2 separate regions of the Mus musculus genome follow, and region 2 is linked to region 1. Evidence: chromatin loops called from intact Hi-C (ENCODE). Cell type or tissue: left cerebral cortex. All regions are shown on one strand. Links, peaks and the distances in the headings refer to the core of each region. The heading gives the core; the rest is flanking DNA.

Region 1 (8,061 bases), core at 1,486-6,485:
GCGGTCCAGGAAGAAGAATAAGAACTGCCGTCGCCATTCACTATACGTGGACTTCAGTGACGTGGGCTGGAATGATTGGATTGTGGCCCCACCCGGCTACCAGGCCTTCTACTGCCACGGGGACTGTCCCTTTCCACTGGCTGATCACCTCAACTCAACCAACCATGCCATTGTGCAGACCCTAGTCAACTCTGTTAATTCTAGTATCCCTAAGGCCTGTTGTGTCCCCACTGAACTGAGTGCCATTTCCATGTTGTACCTGGATGAGTATGACAAGGTGGTGTTGAAAAATTATCAGGAGATGGTGGTAGAGGGGTGTGGATGCCGCTGAGATCAGGCAGTCCAGAGGGCGGACACACACACACACACACACACACACACACACACACACACACACACACACACGTTCCCATTCAACCACCTACACATACCACACAAACTGCTTCCCTATAGCTGGACTTTTATCTTAAAAAAAAAAAAAAAAAAAGAAAGAAAGAAAGAAAAAAAATGAAAGACAGAAAAGAAAAAAAAAAACCCTAAACAACTCACCTTGACCTTATTTATGACTTTACGTGCAAATGTTTTGACCATATTGATCATATATTTTGACAAATATATTTATAACTACATATTAAAAGAAAATAAAATGAGTCATTATTTTAAAGATAAACTAAGACCTTTCTATCTTATTTCCTCTTCCATACTCTTGAATGTCGAGATGGGGCTGTGGGTAGACTGAAAGTCAGAGGTGGCAACTGGAGGTGTTATCAGCTGTGGGGGCAGGAGCCAGTGATGGCAGAGAGATGGCAATGGCCAGGATGGATTGGTCTCCATTCTTATTTAATGTTAACAAGGAAGCAGCACCCTCTGCCATCTGGAGGACACGTGCCCTGCAGAAACAGTGGATGAAAGGAGTAGATCAGGTGAAAGAATTTGGTTTGGGACTTCCGGGCTCATCTTAGCTCTGCTCACCTGTTGTGGAGTGGCAGCGCCTCAGCCCTGTGGAGGAAGAGATCTCGACTCTAGGAGACTCATTCCCACCTTTGGCTTCATGATACCCCAGAGTGTCTTCAGTCCTGGCAGGCATCTTTCTCTTCTTGAACCAAATCCAACCTGTACATACACAGTGTCCTTTCAAGCAGGGCTTTGTTTTTACTGTTTCTGCGCCCCCTCCCAGACAGGGTCCCACTATGTAGCCTTGGCTGTCTTAGAGCTCAGTATGTAGCCCAGGCTGGCCTCAAACTCACAGAGATCTGCCTACTTCTGCCTCTCATGTGCTGGGATTAAAGCTAGCTCTCTTTCTTTCTTTCTTTTGTTGTTGTTGTTGTTTTGTTTTGTTTTTTCATTTGTTTTTTGTGCTGGATTTTATCCAATAAAACAAACAGTAGGCCCTACCTTGAAAAAGTTTAGTGACTACTCTGTACATATAACGTGTGGTAGGAGTCTCCATTGTTAAGGGACTGTTAACCTTTATCCTTTATTCCTCACATGAAGGCTTTCTTTGAGCATCCCAGGACTGTGTTAGGGAAAAGGAGTTGGCAATAGGATGAGCTACTGAAGGGTCAGTGTTTAAGCAGGCTCTGTGAAAGTGTTTTGATATTTCTTGGCATTTACTGAGTCATGGATCTCTTGTCTTTTGTTTCTCTGATAGCACCTCCACCATTCTCCAGGATCAGACAGAATATGATCTTTCCTGTGGAACTGAAATTTGCAGCAGGGGCTCTTCAAGGAGAAAGACTAACTTGGTGGCGCAGTGCAGAGAATGCTCTTAGCTGGAGATGTGGTTCAGTTGGCAGAGGCTTGCTGGGAGGGCAGGAAACCTTGGGTGTGATTCCCTGCTTGAGTCAGGGTGTAGTGGGAGAGGAGACACACACTGGGGCTCCTGACTCTCTAGTAGAGGCTAAAGGAACTCAAGTTCAAGGTCATGCTCAGTTATATAGCAAGTTTCAACTAGCCTGGGACAAATGAGACTAAGGTCTTAAAAAAAATCAGAGAAAGAAACAAAAGGAAGAAAAGGTGGAAAGAAGACATCAGTGGGCTTAGAGGTGGGAGATCCCTTTAGTTAAGGACAGGAAGAGCTTTCTGAAAGGATGTGTTTGTAGGAGATGCCTTTGACTTTTCTCATTACCAGCAGCTAAATTAAGTCCTCCCAGCTCAGGCCCACTTCTTAAGTGTCTCCCTGCTCTGGAAGGGTCAGCTGGGTTTAGGGTAGAAATAGTGGGGATTCTGCTCCTGCAGAAAGGGCCAGGAGAAGGGCATTCCTCTGGATCAGCATCTCTCTCTGAAGGTGAAGGTAGTCTTGTTTGGGAGGTGTGTCAGACTCAAGGCCCAGGCATGGGTGAGTAGCTTAACTTTCTCTCTGTATCACCCTGCATTCTTCTACAGCAGCATTGCATATGCTTTTGGAAGTCTGATGGATGAAGCAGGACTCGTTTTTGTTTTTAATTACTGAAGTCCTACAGCCCTGCAAAAGGAGCAGCTTAGTGGAAACCAATAAAAATAGAAGTGGGGTGCTTGCCAAAGCCTCGGCTCCCTGGAGAGCGCAGGTGGAGAGAGGAGATCAGAGCCCTGGGCCAAGGCAGCAAGACTCCACAGCTCCTCCAAACTCCTTGCAAAAGAGGCCTCTTTCCCATTGCTCCAGCCCCACAGGTCGCTGTCCCTTATAGTCAAGGTATGGCGCCTGAATCAAGCATTTGGGGACAGCCCATCGTGGATTCTCCTTTGGGAGACCTCATTTTGCTCTGCCTGGTCTTCAGCAAATCTCTGAGAAGCCTGTGTTCTCTAAAGAGAGCCCCAGATCACCAGCACTTAAACTGAAGGTCCTAGCTTGATGGCTTGTCAGCTCAGGTCGGTTTTTTCTAGCAAGCACTCCCCCACCCCCAACCTTCTTTCACTGGCTTATTTTCAGGAATGGATAATGTTGTTTATTTGTTCAGCCAAATATTTGGTCTGGGGAATTTACCGTGAAATTCTGTGAATTGCATATACCTAGTTAACAAAATAGTCCAAGTGCCACAAATGTCAGCGTGGAAAACAAGGCGCCATGATCGGCTTTAACCCTTTGGACGGGTGCTTGTTGAAGCACAGTGAGGAGGCCTAGGGGAAGATGAACTTGAATGTGAGGAGATTACCTAAGTTAGGTTTTGCCTTAGACTGGGCCCCAGAACCTTATGAACGCTTGCACTTAGCTTGGCATCTCTCCTTTTATAGTCTCCCCCACCCCCACAATGATTCCATTACTTAGAGAAGAGGAGGGGAGAATCGCCCTCGAGGAGGAGTTTAGCAAAGTCTTAACCACATTAGAAGAGCTGCTGACTCGATCCCAGCCCACCCTTAAACTGCAACCGGCTTCCTTGGAACTTAAGACCAAAAAAAATAAGAAAAAGTGGAAAAAAAAAAAGTTTGTGTGGGGGCTTTCATTGCGTAATTCGCTCAGAACCTGCCAGGTGACCTGCTGACTTTGTTTTCAGTCTTGACGGTGCTTCATTCCACCGCCCTTCTTGCCGCAGGCCAGCGCCACACTGCGAGGGCCCCGCGCAGCCGCGGAGCTGGCAGACCCCACTCGTCACCCCAGGCTTTGGACAGACTTCAAGATCCGGCTTCCCTCCCGCTCCCGCTGCAGGCCGGCAGCCGCGGGGGCACCAGGGGGCGTCCTTCCCGCCCCACCCAGCCCCGCCCCGCGAGAGCCTGCACCTGGTGGCACCACCCCTGCCCCCAACTGTGGTTTCAGGTCCCCCAACTCCAGCCCACCGCGCCTCTGGCTCATCCACCCATGGCGGCGGACCAGGCTAGGTGAAGCTTACGGAGACAGGCGGTTCTGATTAGAGCATGCTGGTCCTTAGGGCTATTGCTTGGTGTATTTAACATGAAATGGGGTCGCTCGGCTGCGTAGAGGAGCGGAGACTGGGGTCCTGAGAAGGGGAGAAGGCAAGGCTCAATGTGTGGAGGGGTGAGAAGGTTTCGAGATCTTTAAGGGGTCTCAGTGGGGGCAGAAAGCGGGGATTAGAGAGTGAGCTTTTGGCATTGACTCACAGTGGTTCAACATGCTACAGTGACTTAAAGCAGACCCGCATGACCTTGGGAACAAACCTACTGACTGGGGACCCTATGCAGCAGGCCTCAGCTTCTTAGGGCAAACAGAACTTAAGTTCCTGGCTGAGCTTCCTGAGAGCCTGGCTGTACTCTTCCCAATGAGAGCAGGAGAAAGGGAACAGGTGGGGGCCTCGGGTGGGTAAGAGCACACAGAAGACATGCTATAATGAGCAATACCAGCACCCTACTTGACCCGATCTAGAAGCCACAGCACCACCCAGCTTTCTTCTCCACAGGTGAACTCAGGAAAGAAGAAAGCTCACCATGAGGCCTACGTGGGCAAATAATCAGCGTTGTTTTCGTAATGATGCCTCTGCCTTCACCCAGCACAAATTTTACACTCCACACACAGTCTCTCTGAGAATGAAAGCAAGCCAGAGCAACAGGAACGAGGCAGCATTATGCCAGCATCAGAAGACCATTGGTACTTCCCGGAGGGTACAGGATGAGGCTTACCTTGTGATCCAAGGAGCACGGTTAGGAAAGCTACAACTAGACATAAACTCCAGGAAGGGCCCACGTCCGCCGAGTGGGAGGATCCCGTAACACAGTAAGCAAGAGTTCCCCACTCAGCAGAGGGGGAAAAGTGTCCGGTTTTAGAAAAGATGTTTGAGTGGCTTGAATGTGACATCACAGCAGCACAACACACAAGGACAGAACACTAAGAAGTCAGAAGTTCAAGGTGTGTAATGTTTAATCAGTTCTTGAAAAAAAAGGAGTTAATCTCCTGTCAGCCGTTCGCTGTTGGTTCAACACTGCCCTCACGATCGGAAGTTTCCAGTTACCTGTGCTTTTTCTTCCTTCGGAATAGCTCCTGAAAAACGTTGACTGCAAATCCAAAATGTGGTGCAATATGCTGCTCAGATCAAAGTGCTCAGAAAATGTGAGGTTAGAAAAATCCAGAAACGTTCACTTTTTAAATCTAAACAACAACATGTTCAGTGAGGAAGGGTGACAAGATGGGAGAGTGATTTGCTGAGGTGTCACTAAGGACAGTCTCTCCAGTCTAGCTTTTGGTGAGTCTTGCCCTTTCTCAAAGAAATCATGATCTCTCTTAAGTTTACATAACTTGATTTCTACCTACAATATTTAAAACAATGAAGTGTCTCTGTCCCAAACTTCTGACTTCCTAAGTCATGGTACCTTAGCAACAGCAGGGGCATATTTGTATTATAACTTTAGTGTATTTATCCCCACCCCCACCCCTTTTTATTAACCAATACTTTGGCCAACACACAGTTTTTCTAAAGGATGGAAGCCATCCTTCCTAAATTGCTGGACTTGATTGCTTTCTCCTGGAATTATTTCTCTCCGCTTAAGATAGCAGCAACCAGCATGGCTGCTCATGGCTTCCCAATTTCAGTAGAGAGCATGGACTGTGTTCAACTCAAATGTCATGTTGATTTAATCACTTAATCCTTCTCACTGGGGTTTCAAAGCAGTTTGTTTCAAGATAAAGGCCTGAAGGAAGGGCCAGGAGAGAGACAGAGACAGAGACAGACAGAGAGATACAGAGACAGACACACAGAGACACAGAGAACAGACATAGGGAGAAAGAGCAAGACAGAGAAAAAACAGAGAGAGGGTGAAAGAAGAGTCAGAGAGAGAAAGGAGGACGGAGAGGAGGACGGAGAGGAGAGGATGGAGAGAGACTTTCCAAGCCTACTTATTTCAGTATTATATCAGTTGTTACATGGAAATCATTAATGCCCTTTTAAAGGACTAACAACAGGTATGGTCAGTGTTATACCTAGTACCCTTGAATTTCGCTAGAATCCAGAAATAGAAAGCCACACCTCCTTCTGAAGGCTGCCTTATAATGAATGCCCTTTCATTTGTCAGTGAAAGTTATGAAGTCCCAAGTGTTCACCCCCAGAAAGCTCAGACTGAAGGAAGCTTGGTCATTGGTCAGTGTGCAATCTTTCAACCCGGTCATAGAGTTGCAAATCTCTCTTTCTATTTTTTTTTCATATCTAGTCCTTACTTAAAATAATATTTAAGAAAATTTTATGAAAAAGCAAGTTTATTTAAAGCCACATCATCTTAAAGCAATTATTTAGGCTTTTTGGTGTTTTTGTCTGTATATCCACATGGTTTTGGTGTACTGGGTTTTTGTTGTTGTTTGTTTTTTGTACAGTTTTTTTTTTTCTTAATTTCTGATCAGGGTTATAACCTTGACATATTTAAACCCTATCTGTGCAGTTGGCACCTGTGTCAATGTGGATAATCTCTGCTCCTTTGAGCAGAGTAGGAGTGAGTAGGAGGCTGAGTGTAGAGTTTAAGTTTCTAACCCTTGACATTTTTAAAGCATCCTCAAGATTCTACTAGGACTTGAGACACCATTGTCAAACCTTAGTAAAGTTCCTGCTGGCCCTCAAGGCTTAGCTTGTGCACTGTGGGTCTGGTCATAAGCAACCGGTAATAAGCAGAACGTTCTTTTGTGTGTTTTAAGCATCCTGAAAAGTGGGCATCCTACATGAGTTGTTTGTAGGCATATTTCATTGGAGAATTAGAATCCATATAATTTGATTTTCAAAATGTGCTTTCTCTGGACAAAGTCCACTGTGACCAACCTGAGAGAAAGAAACATACTAAGGGGGGTGGGTCTCAAGCCCTCAGTAGTCACAGACTCCATCTTCACCCTCATGTTCCTGTCTTGACTTCTTATACTTGTCTTCTTGGACAATGAGCCTTGTGAGAAAGGGAGCCATATTTACAGAAATGCAGTATTACCGAACTGCTACTTATTCAGACAGGTGGGTTATTAGGCTCAGATTGACCTTGGACACTGTCAACCTTCACATTCCGATTGGTTAGGGTCAGACACCAATGTCCAGTTGCTGAATAGCTTTCACAAGTTTCTTTTGTGTGCCTTCATAGGGGCAGACAAAAGATGTTTTCCCAGGGGGACTCCTTCTTTATGAAGCCTGACCCTCAAAGAAGCAAGCTAATCTCAAGTGACTTTGAGGTTTTGAGGCCACCAAGAGGCTGTTTCTAGCAGGGCAAAGTCATTTGTTCAATGATACCATAGAAGAGCTCATTTACCTTCAGAAGGTAAGCTCTCTTCTTTAAAGTCCTTCTCATACCCTAAGCCCAGACTTGTTTGCAAAGGGGAGCATTCCCTTCATCTTCATCCCCAGGGAGTGGGGCTGTTGGCAAGGGAAGGCACTTTTCATTTTTTTTTTCCCAAAAACTAGCGGTGTGGTGAGCTTCATCAAACTTCCTGTTCCCCTAAACCCCGAAACCCTGAGACCCCAGGCTCTTTTGCTCACTATCTTGAGGCCAACATGCTTTTCAGGTTGCAAGAGCTGTAGAATTTAGCATCTAGTTGCCAAGAGGTCAGTTTTGCTAACATTGTTTATTTTGGCAAGTCTACATAGACTTGCAGGAGAGAACTGGGGAAACCATACACCAAACTCCACCAGCGACCCTCTTCCCTCTTCGCTCTCCTCCCCCCCCCCCCACATAACTCAAATAGATCAGGATGAGGAAAGAGCTGTTTCCTACATTGGCCACTTTGCATGGGAAGGAGTCGGGTTTATCTTGATAGTCTGCTTGCCATTTGGCTACCCTGCTTAATCTAGGAGGACTCATCAACCCATCAGTCCTGATGTCTGGGGCCTACACTCATGTGTAGGCTACTGTTTACTTGCTTGTCACTTATCGAGTCTCCAGAAATAATAGCTCATAACTTGTTTTCGCCAAATAGGCCCCACTTTAGAGACCCAAAAATATAAATAAGGGGTGTTTTACAACATTCTAGAAGACTGACCACCCCCAAGGTCTAATTAGTGTGGGGTCTTACTGGTAGCTCTTTGAATATCTGTTCTTTCCAAACTGGAAGATTAGTCACGGGAATCTGAAGGAAGAAACCAAACCTTTAATAAGCTCTGCAGGCAATAAGGAGCTACTGTGGAAGTAGAGCACTGTTAACCTCGTGAGTGTCTGTGGAGGTAGAGCACTGTTAAC
Region 2 (8,061 bases), core at 1,232-6,231, 220 kb after region 1:
TTTGTTGAATTTTGTTAAAGTCTGACAGAAAAAAAAAAATGGTACAATGGCAAAAAAAATTTATAGCTCTTATTTTAATTACTCCCAGATGCTTTTTTTTTTTTTTCCGGAACTAGCTGGCTGGCTGATTCAATGTAAATGTCCAGAAGGGTGGGACAGTTTATAACCATAGAAACAAACACCAGACATTTACCATCAGCTCCACTGGGCAGATAAACAAACATGGGGAGGGACAGCTGGTACCTTTTTAGTCCTTTAGTAGTTGTTTCTAAAGAACTCTGCAGAGAGAACTCCAAGCTCTTTATCCTGCAGCAGACTGGTCTTTTGTCAGGCAATCGTGTTACGTGGAATTTTTCAAAAATTTTATAGAGCATATTAAATAGATGGGCTAATGTCAAAATCAATTATTTTTATAACTCAGTCTTGAGAACTGAAACATTATTTATTATAGTAACTATGAAACAGATGTTGTAATATATGTCCTAATTCAATAAAAGAAAAAAAAACTTAAAGCAGTCATTTTATAATTTCTCCAAGAACACCATGTTAAGGTTGATGTATGAGGCTTAAAATAAAAATTCACATGAAGTATGCGACAATAAACTTAGGCTGAGAAATACGCAAGTTTTAGATCCAAAAGAGGGTATGAAAATAAAACATCTGATAGTTCATAGAAATCTAGAGAGCCTGGGTTGCAGGGGATTCATAATCCAGAGAGCATCATTCAACAGAGAGGGTTACAGGTGAGGCACAGCCCATGAGAAGAGTGCCCAGCCCAGCTGTGTTCCACCAAGACAGACAATGGGGATCTGGCATTGCTGAGGGTGGAGTTAGAAAAACACCTGCTTATGGCTATTGCTAGCGTGAGAGTGAAGTAATGCGTTAGGTATGAAGGTGAGCCATTTCTTCTCAGCCTTCATTGCTTTCTCTTCTCTTAAGCTGTCTGCATTTTGCCATTAACCTCAGCAAGACTGATGTTCAAGGGCTGAGGGTTTTAGATTGGCAGAATTTCCCATTTCAAGACTCAACATAACTATGGTGGCACACATATGTAGTCTCAGCATTTGAGGGGCTGAGGGAGGAAGCTGATGGGACTGATGTCAGCCTGAGCATCATAGCAAAACCCTGTGTTCAAAAACAAAACAAGAAAGGTTGAAGAGATGGCTTTGTGGTCCAAATTTGGACAGCCTAACACCGAGTTCAGTAAGAGAGCCTTTCTCAAAGGGTCAGGGTGAAAAAGAGAGCAGGAGTCCTGGGGTCCTCCTCAGAACTCTTCAGCTGTGTGCACGGTACACACACCTGCACAAGTATACCTCTTTTCTGTCTTCCTTCCTTCCTTCCTTCCTTCCTTCCTTCCTTCCTTCCTTCCTTCCCTCCCTCCCTTCCTTTTTTGACTCCTCTCTCTCTTTCTCTCTCTCTTTCTCTCTCTCTCTCTCTCTCACACACACACACACATCCCCACACCCCCACACTTATACACATGAGTCATGATTAATTTCATGATACTGAAAAGGACTTTGTTCTGCCTAAATATAAAAAGGAGAGCATGTGTGTTTCAAATGGTGTACACCAAAATAACAAGAAAATGAAGAATTCATAAAAAACAAAAAAACTTCTTGATCAGTGGTTCTCAAACTTTTGGGTCCTGTGACCCTTTCATAGGGATCGTATGCCAAAAATTCCAAATATCAGATATTTATATCTATACTACAATTCATAACAGTAACAAAATTATAGTTATGAAGAAGCATGAGGAACTTTTTTTTTTACTTATTCACGTTACATCCTGCTCACTGTCCCTCCCCTCCCCCAATTCTTCCCCCTCCTTCATCCTCTTCCCCAAGGTATCTGTCTACCCTGGCACATCAAGTCTCTGTGAGATTAGGTACATCCTCTCCCACTGAGGCCAAACAAGGCAGCTCAGCAAGAAGAACATATCCCACGTGCAGGCAAAAGCCGTTGGGATAGGCCCCCTCCAGTTGTTCAGGACCCACAAGAAGGTCAAGCTATACATCTGCTACATATGTGTGGGAAGGCCTCCAGTCAGTGAATGTTTTTAGCTGGTGGTTCAGACTCTGAGACCCCCAAGGGTACAGGTTAGTTGACTCTGTTGGTCTTCTTGTGGAGTTCCTATCCCATTTGGGGACACAATCTTTCCCCTGTTCTTCCATAAAAAGTCCTCAGGCTCCATCCACTGTTTGGCAGTAGGTGTTTGTATCTGTCTGAGTCAACTGCTGGATGGGACATCTCAGAGGGCAGCCTTGCTGGACTCCTGTCTGCAAGCATAACAGAGTATCCTTAATAGTGTCAGGGATCGGTGCTTACCCATGAGATAGATCTCAAGTTGGGTCAGTTATTGGTTGGCCTTACCCATGGGATGGATCTCAAGTTGGGCCAGTTATTGGTTGGCTATTCCCTCAGTCCCTGCTCTATCCCCTGTGCCTTCGTTTCTTGTAGACAGGATAAATTTTGGGTCAAAAGTTTTGTGGGTGGGTTGGCATTCCTATTGCTCCACTGGGGTTTCTGCCTGACTAGAGTAGCCTCTTCATGTTCCATATCCCCAGTGCTTTGAATTACAGATAAGGTTGCCCCCATTGATTCTTGGGCACCCCCTTATCACAGGCCCCTGCCTTGTCCTGGAGATACTTTCTACCTCCCCATCCCCATCAGTTGCAGATTTCCATTCATCTCTCTTGTCCCTCCCTATACCTGATCCTGAATCCCCCCTTCCCATCACCATCCCCACTTCTACCCAGTTCCTTCCCTTCACCTGCCTCACATGACTATGTTATTCCCTCTTCTAAGTGAGATTCAAGCATCCTCATCTGTGCCTTCCTTCTTTTTTAGCTTCTTTGGGTCTGTGGAGAATAGCATGGGTATCCTGTATTTTCTGGCTAATATCCACTTATAAGTGAGTACATACATGCATATCCTTTGGGAACTGAGTTACCTCACTCAGGACAATATTCTCAAGATCCATCCATTTGCTGAAAGATTCATTATATCTTTGTTTTTAATAGCTGAGTAGTATTCTATTGTGTAGATGTACCACATTTTCTTTATCCATTATTCAATTGAGGGACATCTAGGTTGTTTCCTCTTTCTGGTTACTATGAATAAAGCTGCTATGAACACAGTTGAACATGTATTTTTGTGGGATGGTAGAGCATCTTTTGGGTATATACACAGGAATGATATATCTAGCTCTTGAGGTAGATCAATTCCCTGTTTTCTGAGAAACAGCTAACTTGATTTCTGAAGTATTTTTGCAAGTTTAGACTCCCACTGGCAATGGAGGAGTATTCCCCTTGCTCCATATTTTTGACAGCATAAGCTATCTCTTGAGTTTTTTATCTTAGCCATTCTAACCAGTATAAGCTGGAACCTCAGAGTTGTTTTGATTTGCATTTCTGTGATGACTAAAAATTTTGAACATTTCTTTAAGTGCTTCTTGGCCATGCGAGATTGCATGAGGAGCTATTTTAAAGAAAGCATTCAGGTTGGGAACTACCGCTCTAGACCCCTTTTTTTGCTGTGACTCATCAGATGTTGGTTCCCATTTAACTAGTTACTAACAGTCTCATCCTATTTTATAAAATATGTTCCTAAAATATCAGAATGAATACTGAAATGTAAAGGGAAGAATCTATGAGCAATTGTAGATTCACAATTACATTGGACATTTAGAGCTGAGCTCTGCTCATGGTTTGATGTACAAACTGAATAATCAGACATGGGTTTGGGGGCAAACCCCCATCACAAGGCAAGATGTCCACCTCTTTGTGGGGTCCAGGTAAGGGAATTGCACAATTTTCTTGGTCTGTTATGTCCATAAGTTCTTGGGCCTGGTTTGCCTGATAGGATTTTAATATGCATGTGTGGCCGCAGTCACAGTTCACCTTGAAAATTAAAAGGCATCCCTCTCTTTACTTCCAGAAATAATGTCATTATTAGTATGTGTCACATAGGGTGTACAGAAAGACGTGGTCAGTCATGTGCCCACCCACTGCACAGTCATCTTCTGTCCTTAAAATGTCAATCAAAAGCTGCTCATAGGATGGAATCTCTTAGGATAAGGCATGATTGTAAGAACTACATTTTTTTTTTGTTTTTTAAACAATGTGAAATAGCTTGGGGGTGGGGTAAAATCTGGTCCCAACAAATACTTTGCCCTCACTTCTCCTGTTTTTCTGTATTTCTTGAGCTCTTGCTTCTCCAAGCATTGTGAGTGTACCTCACAAGACTCTGATGAACAGCTCCAGAGCCTTTCCCTCAAGGGGCTCCCCTAGGCTACCAACTTCAAAGGTTTGGAATAATGCAAATACCCTCAATGGAAAAAAAATCATATTGAATCAATTAGTCTACAATGATTCATGAGATACTTCCTGATCTTGCAGTAATCAAGGTCATATTATGAGCACCATTTATCATGGAAGAAGCAGAGCCCTGCTGTTCTAGCTAATAAGATCCAATTTGGGAGGCTGCAGCAGAGAGAACACTGGCTTTAGTACATTTTGCTTTAAAGCAGAATCTCAGAGCCAAGGACACACGAGGACAAGGGCTTTCAGAGCTGTTCTAGAGAAAGGAATGGAACATTCCTTTATAAATAGGAAAGAGGTTCGTATCCAACAGAATGTGAGAGCTTCTTGTTCAAAGCAAGATATCAAAGTCAGCCCCCCCCCTAAATGGCAATATTTTAAAATGTCTTAAATGATGACCGGGGGCCAGAGTAGGAAGGACTGACCCTGACTGAGTAAACAAAAGGGTTACTATTATGTAAACAAAAACCTAAACATTTCTCATGAATCTCATGAGGCAAGGTTTCAGTTTAGGAAAGCCACCACTTCCTCTATCTGCCCCCAGTAGACAACTACCTCATGCAAAGGGCATCTAGGTCCTGATTAAGCCAAACAGCCTGCATGAGCTCAAAGGCTAACTAACCCCCAGGCTTCCCTGGTTCCCAAGCCTTGTCCCACCACTACCATCCCAATAAAACTGGCTTTTCTGCCAGGTGCAACCTGGTAGTTTGTGTCCTCCAATCAATTGTCTTTCTACCCATAGGGTGATCTAGGTTAGTGGGTTTACTGCACCTTGACTACTGACATTTGTTGCTGAAACCCAAGAGGGATGCTTAGACCCTCTAAACCCCCATCCTTACTATAACAGAACCAAACTGCTGACTTTGTCCTCCTGGGTACAGATCATTTGTCTCTTTTGACTTCTTCCACTTACCATATTTGACTCCAAATTTAGAGTCCATCTCTTCAACTGCTTTTCTCGTCTACCTTCTCAACTCACCTATCTGTCCTCACAGACATGGGTAAGTGTGCTTATGGAGCTACCTTCTCTGCCTCTCTCTGCTCATTCATCAAAGTCATGCTGGTAGGTTAGGCAGCCTCCTCACACCCTTTGGGCACCCCATCAATGGGAGAAGGATGCCTGTTCATTGAGATACTAAGCATCATTTTGAAAAGTCTCCATTCCCTGAAGATTCCCTTGGATTTAGACTCTGTCCTACAACCCTTACTCCTTACTGTGTTGCTTTCTATGTGTCTCTCTTTCTTCCCACCAAAACACTCCTTCTGGTGAAACTTCTTTTGATATCCCCTAATACCTGGATTTGAAGGAAACTTTCTCAAATCTCTCCTACCTCCTCTTGACTCTGCTACTCGAAATTCCTTATTACTGCTCTTTCTTCAAGGGAAGTCTTCCTCCTCCCTCTAACCAAATCATGAGCTTTTCCCATTCAGAATCAGACTCCTTGACTCCTCTGGCCTGCCTTCTTCAATCTCTTTAACTTCTTTGACTTAGGGAAACCATTAAGCCATCTAATTTCTTACTGCAATATGACTTAGCCACAAAACAAGCGCAACCATTAGACTCAATGGCCAGAAAATGGCAATTCAATTTCTAATTTCTCATGAATTCAGACAACATCTGCCACTGCACAAGCAATATTCTGAAATATCTTATCTCTAAGCCTTTTTTGCTCTCCACTCTTGTCCTTCCCTCTGATCACTGGGCTTAATCTTAAGGAGATCCAAATGTCTTTTGGGTATGGATAGTATTGGAAAATTGTCATGTGATTTATATGCTAATTGAAAAGCTGACTATGGAGATGAGATTTGGCCTGCCAGTTTTGTCTAAAAGTTTCCTCCAAAGACACTATCCTGGGTCCTGCTGGTCCCCTAGTTCCATAAAAGGGAAAACACCAGAACAGACTAGGAAAACGACACTACATGCTTAAGAACAGCTAAGAGCCTCTACCGGTGTCTGACAAATACAGAGGAGGATGCTCTCAGCCAACCACTGGACTGAGCACAGGGTCCCCAATCGAGGAGCTAGAGAAAGGACCCAAGGAGCTGAAGGGGTTTGTAGCCCCATAGGAGGAACAACAATATGAACCAACCAGTACCTCCAGAGCTCCCAGGGACTAAACCAAAGAGTACATGTGGAGGGACTCATGGCTCCAGCTGTGTATGTAGCAGAGGATGGCCTTGTCGGTCATCAGAGGGAGGAGAAGCCCTTGGTCCTGTGAAGGCTCTATGCCCCAGTGTAGGGGGATTCCAGGGCCAGGAAGTGGGAGTGGATGGGTTGGTGAGCAGGGAGAGGGGGAGGGAGGAGGAGGTTTTTGGAGAGGAAACCAGGGAAGGGGATAACATTTGAAATGTAAATAAAGAAAATAATTTTTTAAAAAAGAAAAACTAAGAGGTAAACTATTTCCAGTAGAAGTTACTATTGTTTATTTCACAATACATAAAATTTTTAATCAAGAAAATTTTATGTATAAAACTAAAATAGCTAAATATAATCATAGATGTTTAAATTTTTTAATATCCTTCCCTCATTTTCTTGTTTTTGTTTGCTAAAATGTTCCTTCATTCAAGGTTATCAATATTTTTGAAAATTTTGCTGAAATGTAAAGTTTCTTTATTTCAGGATTTATAAGACCTGTGGGAGAGGAATTCTTTTATTATTTTATTCTATTTTATTTTATTTTAAATCTGTAAAATCCCAAAAAGAAAATGTTAGCTTAAAACTTAGAAAAGGATTGAAAGTTAGACACTCTTTGTATAGGTGATCTTAATTTGCTACAGGATGTTACTTGGATATATATGTAACTTGTATTCAACTCTTGGTTAGAAAAATAGTTTTTGTTTGTTTTGTTTGTTTGTTTGACTATGGAGGTAACAGCAGAAACTCAAGATGTTGTTTTCTTTTTTTATTTTGCTTTCCCTAGACTAAGGAGGTTACAACAGGCCTTTAAAACACTTTGGATAAGAATAGATACTGTGTGATGACTGTTGTCCTAAAAGTAAAACATAACAGATGAGTATGAAACCACAAATAGGTGTATGGAAAATCAGACTTTCCAACAACATAGACTTGATGATTAAGATTTATAAACTCCCAAGGTTATAGTGTCTATTCAGGCTAACCATATGCTTGATGATTAAGGTTTATAAATTCCTAAGGTTTTAATGTCTATTCAGGCTAACAAGGTTATAATGTCTATTCAGGCTAACAGAAACTGGCCTACATACATATGTCTAACCGTGTATGTCTTTGGTAAGCATATGTTTGGTATGCTTAGCTATTTGTAGAAACTGAGTCATATAAATAAACTGTGATATTTTGTAAAAGTATGCTATAAAGAGATTGGAGAAATGAGGTTCCTAGTCTTTCTATCAACTGTATGTATGGCCAAAGAATCTCCAATGCAAACATTATAAATTTTAAGGCTCAAACTTAACAGGGATAAAGTTATGAAATCCTAAACCTCTAAAAGTTACTCACTTACTGTAAACTGTTGAAGATAATTAAGATATACAAGGTAGTGGCCAGTCATCTCATAAATAATCAAAAAATTGAATGTGCTCAGAACTATGTTTATTGTCATGCTACACACAAATGCAATTTTTTTACAGGGTCAAGCTTGATTGGAGGGGTCAATTTGTATTTCCCATTAAACAGTCCTCTGTATCTGCTGTCAAAGCTAGGCCTAAAGCAAGTAACTGAAAACAAGTTTAAGGTAAACTTGAAGTTTGTATCGTGTAAATT

What was found. Hi-C counts contacts between places; a loop is a spot of excess contacts. Peaks named below come from ENCODE experiments on the same cell type or tissue, not always from the same donor. Only the 100,000 strongest peaks of a DNase experiment are listed, where the experiment ranks them.
Region 2: a loop joins it to region 1, with 2.6 times the contacts of the local background. A loop is called at or near these places in 1 of 42 quality-filtered maps.

The regions. Positions count from the first base shown.
Region 1 is chr14:46,376,129-46,384,189 of GRCm38, reverse strand. It overlaps Gm15217 (predicted gene 15217), which reads right to left and starts at 4,666. Exons shown (of 4, transcript NR_037981.1): 1 at 4,549-4,666; 2 at 3,804-3,911; 3 at 973-1,113; 4 at 582-890. Bmp4 (bone morphogenetic protein 4) reads left to right here. Exons shown (of 4, transcript NM_007554.3): 4 at 1-665. The coding sequence ends at 331. In left cerebral cortex, for the core only: a CTCF peak has its summit at 3,597 (motif pointing right); DNase peaks (open chromatin) are centred at 2,516 and 3,532.
Region 2 is chr14:46,155,352-46,163,412 of GRCm38, reverse strand. No RefSeq gene overlaps it. Among named protein-coding and RNA genes, the nearest start is that of Gm34499, 62 kb to the left of the region's middle. In left cerebral cortex, for the core only: no CTCF peak of the experiment used is centred there; DNase peaks (open chromatin) are centred at 3,427, 3,834 and 4,487.